Linked DNA regions of Mus musculus: region 1 is linked to region 2. A link is a loop called in an ENCODE intact Hi-C map of the cell type or tissue named here. Cell type or tissue: gastrocnemius. All regions are shown on one strand. Links, peaks and the distances in the headings refer to the core of each region. The heading gives the core; the rest is flanking DNA.

Evidence for each region. Hi-C counts contacts between places; a loop is a spot of excess contacts. Peaks named below come from ENCODE experiments on the same cell type or tissue, not always from the same donor. Only the 100,000 strongest peaks of a DNase experiment are listed, where the experiment ranks them.
Region 1: a loop joins it to region 2, with 2.2 times the contacts of the local background. A loop is called at or near these places in 10 of 42 quality-filtered maps.

Annotation. Positions count from the first base shown.
Region 1 is chr7:99,925,552-99,929,551 of GRCm38, forward strand. It overlaps Rnf169 (ring finger protein 169), which reads right to left. Exons shown (of 6, transcript NM_175388.3): 5 at 1,542-1,641; 6 at 1-932. Among named protein-coding and RNA genes, the nearest start is that of Gm5115, 5.3 kb to the right of the region's middle. In gastrocnemius, for the core only: a CTCF peak has its summit at 1,927 (motif pointing right); a DNase peak (open chromatin) is centred at 1,959; H3K27ac peaks cover 647 bases.
Region 2 is chr7:100,105,798-100,111,829 of GRCm38, forward strand. Pold3 (polymerase (DNA-directed), delta 3, accessory subunit) reads right to left here. Exons shown (of 12, transcript NM_133692.2): 4 at 2,715-2,754; 5 at 766-898. Among named protein-coding and RNA genes, the nearest start is that of Pold3, 13 kb to the right of the region's middle. In gastrocnemius, for the core only: a CTCF peak has its summit at 2,747; no DNase peak of the experiment used is centred there.

The DNA.
Region 1 (4,000 bases), core at 1-4,000, 180 kb before region 2:
CGCCTTTTCCGGCCTCTGCGCAGGGAAGGAATCGGCTCCTCTCCTAGGCTGTTGACCAGAATGCCATTACCCAGATCAAAATGATTGAGTGTCTTCAGTTGTTGTTTTGTTTTGAGGACCCCACCCAAAACATCATTTTTGGGTAGCAGTGAATTAACCGCTGCAGTCTTCATGACTGTGCTTATGCAAGTTTTGACTAATGTGGCGTCCACGGTGGACCCTGACTCCTCACACTGCTCCCGTTCCAGAGAAGGCCCACTGGAGGCTCCTCCGTGCTCCGAGGAATGGCAGGTTTCCAGTGAGAACTCACGGCTCCGTTTTCTAACACAGTCCTGTTCTACTTTGGTCTGGTTAACAGAGGGGAAGCACTCAAGGGCAGTGGAGGTGGGCCCAGCACACTCGGAGAGCACCTGGACCCTGGACAGCCTTGTATTAAAGGCCAGAGACGGCCTCTCCTTGCTGGAATGGATTGTGTCAGAACCTGGAAACTCTTCCCCTGCTTCAGGAGCCAGGGAGGTGAGAGTGGCTTTGGAAAGGGTCTTCTTGATCTGCCGCTCCTGGAAGATCTGCTCCCACTTCTTGAGGATGCGAGGGCTGGCCTCATATGAAGTCTGCTTCTGCAGGCTTCTGGTCAGGTTGCGAGGGGTTGACTTGATGATGAGAGGACTGAGCACCCGGCCATCAGGGAGTCTCTTGGGAGGGGTGCATGGCGAGCAGACGATGGGCTTGAAGTGGTTTAGCTCTTCAGAGATGCTGTCATTGCTTTCAGGGCTGATGGAGCGCTCTGGCTTATGCAAGGAAGCCAAGGATGAAAGGGAGCCGAAGGGCAGGCGCTTTTCGATGGTTAAGTCAGGGGCAGAGAGGCAGCGGTTGTTTTGAGTAGACAAGAGAACACCAATAATGGGGGTGGAGCCTGGAGTTATAGTTGTGATCTGAAAGAAATATAAAAGATCATGTGTGTGGTTTTTTTGACTTTTTTAATCTTTTATCTTTTAAAACTTGTATATGTGGTTCTGTATGTACGTGTATGTACAGGTGTCCAAAGAGGCCAGAAGAAGGTGCTGGATCCCCTGGGGCTAGAATTATGGGAAGCAAAGGCCCGATGTAGTCTAGGTCTCTGCAAGAACAAGTGCTCTTAACTGCTGAGCCTTCCCTCCAGCTCTCTCGCACATGCATTTTTTTCTACGTAAGTCCTTTAGATGTGGGGGGAGGGGTAGAGAAGGAAGGTAAAGGAAGGGTGGTGTGAAAAAATGGGAAAAATTCCTAGCCTAACTCATACACATCAGTAAGAGAGTTAGCAACATCAAAACCTGAAGATGGATCTTGCCTAGACCAAACCTTCTGAAAGGTTTCTATAATGGCTCCCCATCTGTCTACTAATTTGAACCTTCTTCCTTCATGTCTTTTTGCAGGATTCTCTAGATGATTAATCTAATCTGCCTGGGATTCCCTCTGCCCTGTGCAGGGAGCTTCGTGTGCTGAGGTGGAGGATGCAGAATGGCGGAGCGCCGCAGCAGCCCCAGGCTGACCACACCTCGTACCTTGGCTCTGTTGGGCGGAGCTGTTCTGAGCCTGCTCCTCACTCTGTCCTGAACTGTGTCGCTGCAGCTCTGACTTCTCTGCACCTTGGTGTTTAACTTCCTAAAAAAGAATACACAGTTACAATTAGTCCATACATGAGTTTAGAAAATGGTGACAATCTCTTTCCATTCTAAGCCATTTCTCAAGAAAGACAATCCCCATAGGTAGCTAGAATAGAAAACGGGTTAATTTAGCAACCAAATGCAAAAGAGAAAAAGGCTTCCAAAGTCTTCCAGACACATGATTTTTATCTTATGTATTATAACTTTACAATTGTTGTTCTATTTATTTTTTGTGTGTGGGTGTTTTGCCTGCACATACATCTGTGCAGAACATGTAAACCTGTGCCATGGAGGCCAGAAGAGGGCGCTGGATCCTCTAGGATTGAACTACAAGTGTTTGTGAACTGCCATGTGCAATCCAATCTGTGTCCTCTTAAAGAGCAGCCTGTGACCATAACCACCGAGTCAACTCTTGAGCCCTTGTGTTATGACTTGCAAACCACACTCCACAGCACCTGCACTGAGCACTGCAGTCCACTGTGTTAGCATGCCAAATGAAGTAACAGAATAGCCCTTACATAGCTAAAATACAACCTAAGTGTTTAGGTTGTTACCTCTGGGTCTTTGATTTATTCTGAACTAATCCTCTGCATGTGGTAAGGGCCTGGAGGTCTAACTGCCTGTCAGCTGTCCCTGTGCCAGACAGAATCTACTGTAGAACTGCGTGCACACACAGGTGGTCACCTACACCACACTACAACTAACGTTTCCAATGACTCCAAATAGAAATTATTCCCTCAATTGATACTATTTAGCTCTTAAACAGAATGCAGCGTATAAACTCTTTTGTAGACAGGACTTTTAATGTCAGAGTTGGCTCAGGGAAAACAAGGAGGCAGGGGTGGGGTGGGGGGGGGAGGGCAGGGATTACCCCCCAGAATTCTCTGCATCTTGCATCTCCAGAGAAAGCCTGTCTAGCACTCAGAATTCTACTCCAGCACCTGCGTGGTTTCTCCCATCCTATGTCTCATGGCCCCACGGTGTTAGTGGGAGAAGATGATGACTGTAACACATATTTGTACTTTAGCAAGAAAATTCAGCACTTAAGGAAAGTCTCTCTCAGTTCTGGAGCAAACAACTGCCACTCTAAGACGACAGTTCTAAGAAGCAAGCTGGGTTGATACTTAGAAAAACATTAGAATTCATTTGCACTGCTAGAAGCCACACACATTGCCAGTCACATAAGCCATCCCAAAATGCTTTGTAAATAATGAGCACTTGGACCAGGGATTTAGAGATGAAAGATGGCATTAGTATTTCAAATACATGACTTTGGGTGAGGCAAACAGACACTGAGAGGAGAGAGTGAAGAAAGAAGAGCTCGCACCGTTCAGCAGAGCAGCTCTGGAACACTGGGTTTGATGCCACTGGAAGGGGAGCTGAAGCCACACCTAAACCCCGAGCTCCAGATTCGGTACTGGGGAATTAACAAGAGTCTTCACACCAGGCCAGGAACCCATCTGGTCAGGGGCAACGGCCCAGCTGACAGTTGACTTGTCTAGTTTCAGGTCCAAATTACAGACACACTCATGTCAACTGTGGGTAGCACAACTGTCCCTTCAACTCCGTATTGGTGAAAGAAAAAACCTAGGGGCAAACTCACATTTGTGATGAAGCGTACAATGAAGATCGACAGAAGTTCCTGACAGTGAAAATATTTTTGATAAACGTCAACATCACTGATCCTTTCTCTGTCATTTAGAGAGGAAAGTACATTTTAAGCAGCAACTCCAGGCAAAGCACTAGACACGAGCTGATGAGCTAATTCAAAGGCACATCTAGTTCCTGAAGGCCACCACATTAGAGACTGTCCTGAGGGGCAGCAAGTGCACAGCTAAGCTCAGAGTCTGTCCTAAGCGCTGCAGCTCTCATGCTCCTGCATGTTGATTCCCAGCTGGGCGGCTCCCTGACAAGAGGCAGGTTTTCTTCCCAGAGAGTGATCTTGCCACCCTTGTTGAGAATCAACTGACCGCAAATGTATAGATCATTTCTGGACTCTTAATGCTAAATCCATTGCTCTCTGTCTGTCTCCTAGTCCGGCACTGCACTATTTCAATCGCTGCCATCAACCTCTGTCCTTTCTCTGGGCAGCTTTGGATATGTGGGATCTCCTGGGATCCCACATGAGAACTTTAGCATCAGTCTACATTTCTGCAAGGAAATCCACTAGAACTTTAGCATGTGTTATACTGAACTTTAAGAAACTACTCAGGGATTACTGACATTGTAACAACATTAAGTCTACCAATTCATGAACAAGATGCCATTGCATTTATTGAGATTCTTCTAACATCAAACTTTGGAATTTTCAGTATTAAAGTTTTATGCTCCCGTGGTTAACTTTATTTCTAATTATT
Region 2 (6,032 bases), core at 771-4,770:
TAGGAATTGAACCTGGGTCCCCTGCACAATCAATGAGAATACTAAAATACTGAGTCACCTTTCCAGCCCATAAATTTAAATTATAATTAAATCAAAGTGGTAGATACCCAAGAATATTTTTAAAGAACTGACTTGAACCCTCAGTACAATCTCACAAAGTAGGAATTATCACAACTGATTTAAAGATGAAGAAACCAAAGCTAGAAAGTACTAAGTAATTTGTCCAGAGCCACTGGGCTATTAAGTAGCAAAACAAGACTAAAACCCATGATTATCAGTGTCTAAAACCCACACATATCATAGCCTGTCACTGTCCAATGCCCTGAAGAACACAAAAGATTTACAAGATCTGATCTTGGCTATGAGCTTTGGGGACAAGTTACTTTTGGCTGGAAGGAATGGGACGTCAAACTTAAGAACAATTTTTTGAAGGGCAACATTTAATCTAGCTCTTAAAGAATGGGTAAGAGTTAGACAAGCAGAGACTAGAGCAAAGGGATAGAGGGGACACAACAAACATCTCTGGTGGTGATGACAGGATAAATATATGAGAAATAGATTTATGGGGAGTCCAGTGGGGTTTCAATATGGGTTGTGGCTGCTATTTTTCACCTTATGATGTACTAATAAAACTAGGCATGTGTCTTACTGCAAGATAAATGGGGTTTTACTAGACTTGGCACTCACTCTTAAGAGGCAGCCACTGTGTAAACACCTTACAAAATCAATTCGTAAAGAAGCCCACAAGAACATTAAGGAGCTTACTTGCTGCAGTTCTGCAAATTGCTTTTAAGGATGTCATAGTCGGTATTGAACAGAGGCCCACTGTCCTTTAGCATAGCTTTCTGGATGCTGTACACATGGATGCTGGCAGTCACAGCTAACTTGGACTTCACTGCTACAAGTCAACAGGAAAAGCAGTCTGTTAATACACAACTTCATAGCTTGTGGGGACTTTAACAAGAAACTCTTCTGCACCAAAATCATTTGCTATCTATGGTGGTCCAAAACCTCTAACAGGCCAAACAGCTACATAGAAAGTAGAAGAACATGAAGCTCTGTCTGCAATGGGACATGTTGGTACTGAGTCGCTTCCCAGTCCAGCACCTGTGAGGGTGTGTCTCACCCAGGGACAGTCAGCAAACAGTGACTGATGACTAATGATGATTGTGAAGCTTTGTGTTCAGTCAGTTAAGTACTCTCTACCTGAGAAGACTTATCGCCACCAAGACTTACTTGTATGTTTCAATTTCAGCTTACAAAAAGCAGCTACATAATAGTATTACTAATGAACTGAGTCTACAGAACAAAATTAAAAGACCATTATCATAGGAGTAAACTATGGATTCTACAAGGAAAGAACTGTGCCTAACCTGTTCACTGTCCCCACAGCCTAGCACAGAGTTGGGAACATATTAACCACCACATATTATGCAGTTTCTTAACATTTCCTTTTTAACCAGAGATTTTTATGTGCATATATATATGTACACATATATACATACATATATATATATATATATATATATACACACACACACACATTTTCATATATATGTAAATATACAATTTAAATATTTATTGATAGTAATAAAGAATTTTATTTTAAAACAACCCTTTTGGCATATACAAAATAATAATTTTATTATCAAAGATGAAAACAAATTTAACATACTACTGAAACAAATGTGTGTGTTTATTTTTCTACAAAGCAAAGAATTGAAATCTTGGCTGAATATTTGATCCTGCAGAATGCAGCACATATCAATGTTGTTTGAGTTGATCAATATTTTGCTTTTATAACCATCAGTGCTAACAACACTACCACTTTGCAGAAATACAAAGTACAAAATAGAGGAGGTAAATTTAGGCCATTTCAGATTTGTTAGAAACCCTGTTGTAATTCAAGCTGAAATTTACTAAATATTTAAAAAAATAAAAAATAAAACAAGGAACAACTCAGATAGCATGTTTTAGAATCTAATATCCTAACATAAATACAATCCCAAACACACTAATTTGATGTTTACACACTAAGGAACGATGGTAGGAAAATACTAATTCTTTGTTTTTCATAATTAAAGTATCATGTTTCTGTAAGAGCACAGAAGTTTGCATATACAGTGAATAGACTACAGCTGAGAACATCCACCACGGCATGAGCCGTCCCGGTGGGTCAGGCTATCCTCACTGGTATTGCATGGCAGGCAAAGAGCACTGACCATGTGCTCAGAACTAGGCTGCAGTGAGGCTACATCATGTAACATGCCTGAGCACTGCCATGAAACCCACGTTCTGTGGGCTCATCATCCCACATACACTGCTACATTCACTGTCTACCACACTGGGTAGCTAGCTTAGTCTTGGTTGTTATGAGTTCAGTTTGATAATCTTTTTTGCAGGGTCTAGATTCGGTTTTTCATCCCCACATAGTATCACAATCCACAGCTTAAGGAGCCATGTCATCTGGAACTCATGACAATATTTTTATGTATGTCATGAGTCTTGAAATCCTGTCAAAGATTTACTTTATATATGTCAGCCTTAAAAATGTGAAGTTAGGCAAATATAAGAAGACTAACGATTCAAAAACCATTAGTAAAAGGAATATAAGATTGTCTGGTTAAATAGCCAAATACACTTTATACAGACTGTACCCAACCAATGCCGTAAGAGGCAAAGCGAAAAGTTTATTCAGCTGCTCAAATTCTTACCTTCCAGTTTATCTTCTCTCACTACTGCAACCTTGTGGCACTGTAAGGAACAACAATTCATCAGTAGTGAAGTTAAAGAACTCAGAATTTCAGCTTCTTTGACTCAGCTATGAAATTAGAAAAGCACTGGGTACCTGAAAATACACTACAGTATAGGGCAGTCTGACTAATTTTTAAATGGTATATTTTACATCATCTTGAAAAGAGATTAAGGAAAATGAGAGGCCAGCCTCAGTACTTTTATGAAACAAAATTATCTCAAACAGTTTAAGAGCAATTTTTAGTAAATGATTGAATGATAACTGGTATATAATCTATGGAACTAAATAAAAGTTAGATCTGGCTATTCTGCTATACTCATAGACTGTCATCAAAGAGGCTTCATCCAGCAACTGATGGAACCAGATGCAGAGACCCAAGTATTATACAGAGTTCAGGGAGTCCTGAACAAGAGGAGGAAAAAGGATTGTAGGAGCCAGAGGAGTCAAGGACACTACAAGAAAACCTGGAGAATCAACTAACCTGCTCTCAACCTGGACTCATAGGAGCTCACAGAGACTGACCTTGACAATCAGGGAGCCTTCATGGGACTGCATGTGTGTGTGTGTGTGCGTGTGCGTGTGCGTGTGTGTTATACTTGTATAGTTTGGTGTTTATGGGACACCTAGCAGAGGGAGCACAGGCTGTTTCTGGAGCTTTTGCCTGCTTTTAGGATCCTTGTCCTACAGGACTGCCTCATCCAGCCTTTATTATTGCAACTATTGTCCAACCTAATCTTATTGCAACTTGATATGCCATGTTTGGTTGATATCCCTGGGAGGCCTGCCCTTTCCTGAAGGAAAGAGAACTGAGTTTAAATAGATCTTAAATTGGTAAATTGCCACAATGAGTGGTTTAAGCAGACTATATGCTACAGGAAAAAAAAAAAAAAACTTGCAAAGTAAAAAATTCCTGAAAAAAAATTTCAGTAATTGTTAGTAAAAATATTCATTTTTTCCTCTAAATCTTATATTTGGCTACAGCAATAAGTATTTATGTCAATGTTAAGAACACACCAAAATCCTTAATATAAAAGAGCAATTTAAAAATCAAGCAAGCTTTTTTTGGTTGGTTGGTTGGTTTTTAGGAGACAGAAATTCACATTGCTCAGGCTGGCCTCAAACTCAAAAACTCCTGCTTCAGGTTCTCAAGTGCTGCCAATTACAGTGTGAGCCACCATGTTTGGCAACAATGTAATTTGTACTTGTTTTGGTGTTTCAGTCCTGATGGTCAAACCCAGAACCTTGTCCATGCTAGGCAACTGCTCTACCACTGAGCTATCTCCAATATATCAAAAAATGCTTTTTAGAAATGTAGTCATAAACTTGAATTACAAGAATTCATGGATTCTTTTTGTTGGTTCCTTTTCTAGTTAAAAAATGAAGTAAGGCAACAGCTCAGTTGCTAAAATAATTGCCATGCAAGCATGAGGCTCTAAGCTCGATTCCCAGTGTCCATGTAAAAAGATGGGCATGGCAGGACCAATTATAATTTGAATGCTGAGGAGACAGACAGGAGGATCCCGGAGACCACTGGCCAGCCAGCTTAAGCCAAATCAGCAAGCTTCAGGTTCCAGGCTTGTCTCAAAAAACAGAGGAGACAACTCTTGAGGAGTAATGCCCAAGATCATCCTCTGACTTTACCAAGTGCTTGTATACCCTTAGATATATGCATACATGCATGTGTGCGAACACACACACACCTGTACCTGCACACACTTACATGATCACAGATACAAACCAGACATTCCCAAAAATGTCACATCACATTCTACTCAAAAATGCCAAGCTTATGAAAAAAAAAAAAAAAAAAGGCACTAGGAACTAATCATTAAAACACTGCAGATCCATAGTTTAGCCTTAGAAGCAGTAATTAACTGATGCCTAAGGAACTAGTCTAGACTACCAAGCAGTTCAGTGTGGCTAAGTGTTCCTCTGCTTGGGGCTACTGAAAAAGCACAGGCCTCAACAGTGGCCATGCCACCTTACTGTACAACAGCAGTGCAGATCAGCACAGAGCTGGCTACTGCAGCGGACACCTGTCACGGTGAAGGGCCCAGTCAGCACAGCATCACAAACCCTGCTTCATGTCAGAATTTTATTGTACATTTTTGAGATCAATCTTGCCCAGACTCGCCTGCATCAACCTCCCAAGTGCTAGAGTTCTAAACATGTACAACCACACTAGGCTTCAATAAAAGTTCTTCACAGTGTGGTGGTTGACACCTTTAATCCAGCACTAGAGAGGCAGGGGGATTGCTGTGAATACGAGGTCAGTCTAGTCTACCAGCCAAGCTACAAAATGAAAGCTGTCCTTAAAAAAAAAAAAAAAAAATCTTCATAGATCCCAGATTAAAATTTGACTCTTCTGTTATGTCTGGCAAATGAATAATAAATTAGGTGATTTTTTAAAAATCATCAACTAAAAATCACTACATAAAACAGCTGAGAACTTGTAATTATAAGCCCTAATTAGCATAACAAAAACCCACTAACCAGTGGTTCTCAAATTGTGGACTGAAACCCCGTGGAGGGTTGCATATCAAAAATCTTGCACATCAGGAATGTATATTACAGTAGAAAATTAGTTATGAAGTAGCAATGAAGTAATTTTATGGTTGGGGTCACAGCAACGTGAGCAACTGTATTAAAGGGCTGCAGTGTTAGCAAGGTGGAGAACCACTGCTGACTAAACACCTAAGAGTCTCAACAGTACAAAAACAAGGAACGAAACACTGGCTGGAGAACGCAGGGCTCTGAATCTAAAGTTCTGCTTTTCCTCATAAAGCTCACCTAAGAGCTTTAAATCACACATGCTTGGGACTCTTGTTAAAAAACAACTGCCATTAGTATTATGGCAAATAAAGTTGAGGTTATAAACGTATGATTTTGAAGGAAAATCAAAAGGGTAGTAAAAAAGGCATCTTAGTAGACCTCCACGAGGAGCCCTGATCCTGGGACTGATGGCAATGAAACAGAGGTGTCTTCAGACAGGCTCAAGGAAAGTGAGGACGGAGAAGACCTGCACAGGAAGCCGGTGTGCAAGAACTATGAACGAGCCCTGGATTCAGTCCAAGGCAACAGAGCTTCTGGTGCTTAAGGCCTGGGAAGAGCTCAGTAATACCTGTTCCCCACCGCGAGGGAAACAATGGAAGTCAACAAAAGAGCACCAGCGCTGAGACTGGGACTGAGACTGCGTTGTGGTTGAGATGAAAAAAGCAACAGTACCCTGAGCTGGCGGGCATGCAGAGGGGCAAGAACAGAAAAGAATGCAGGAGCC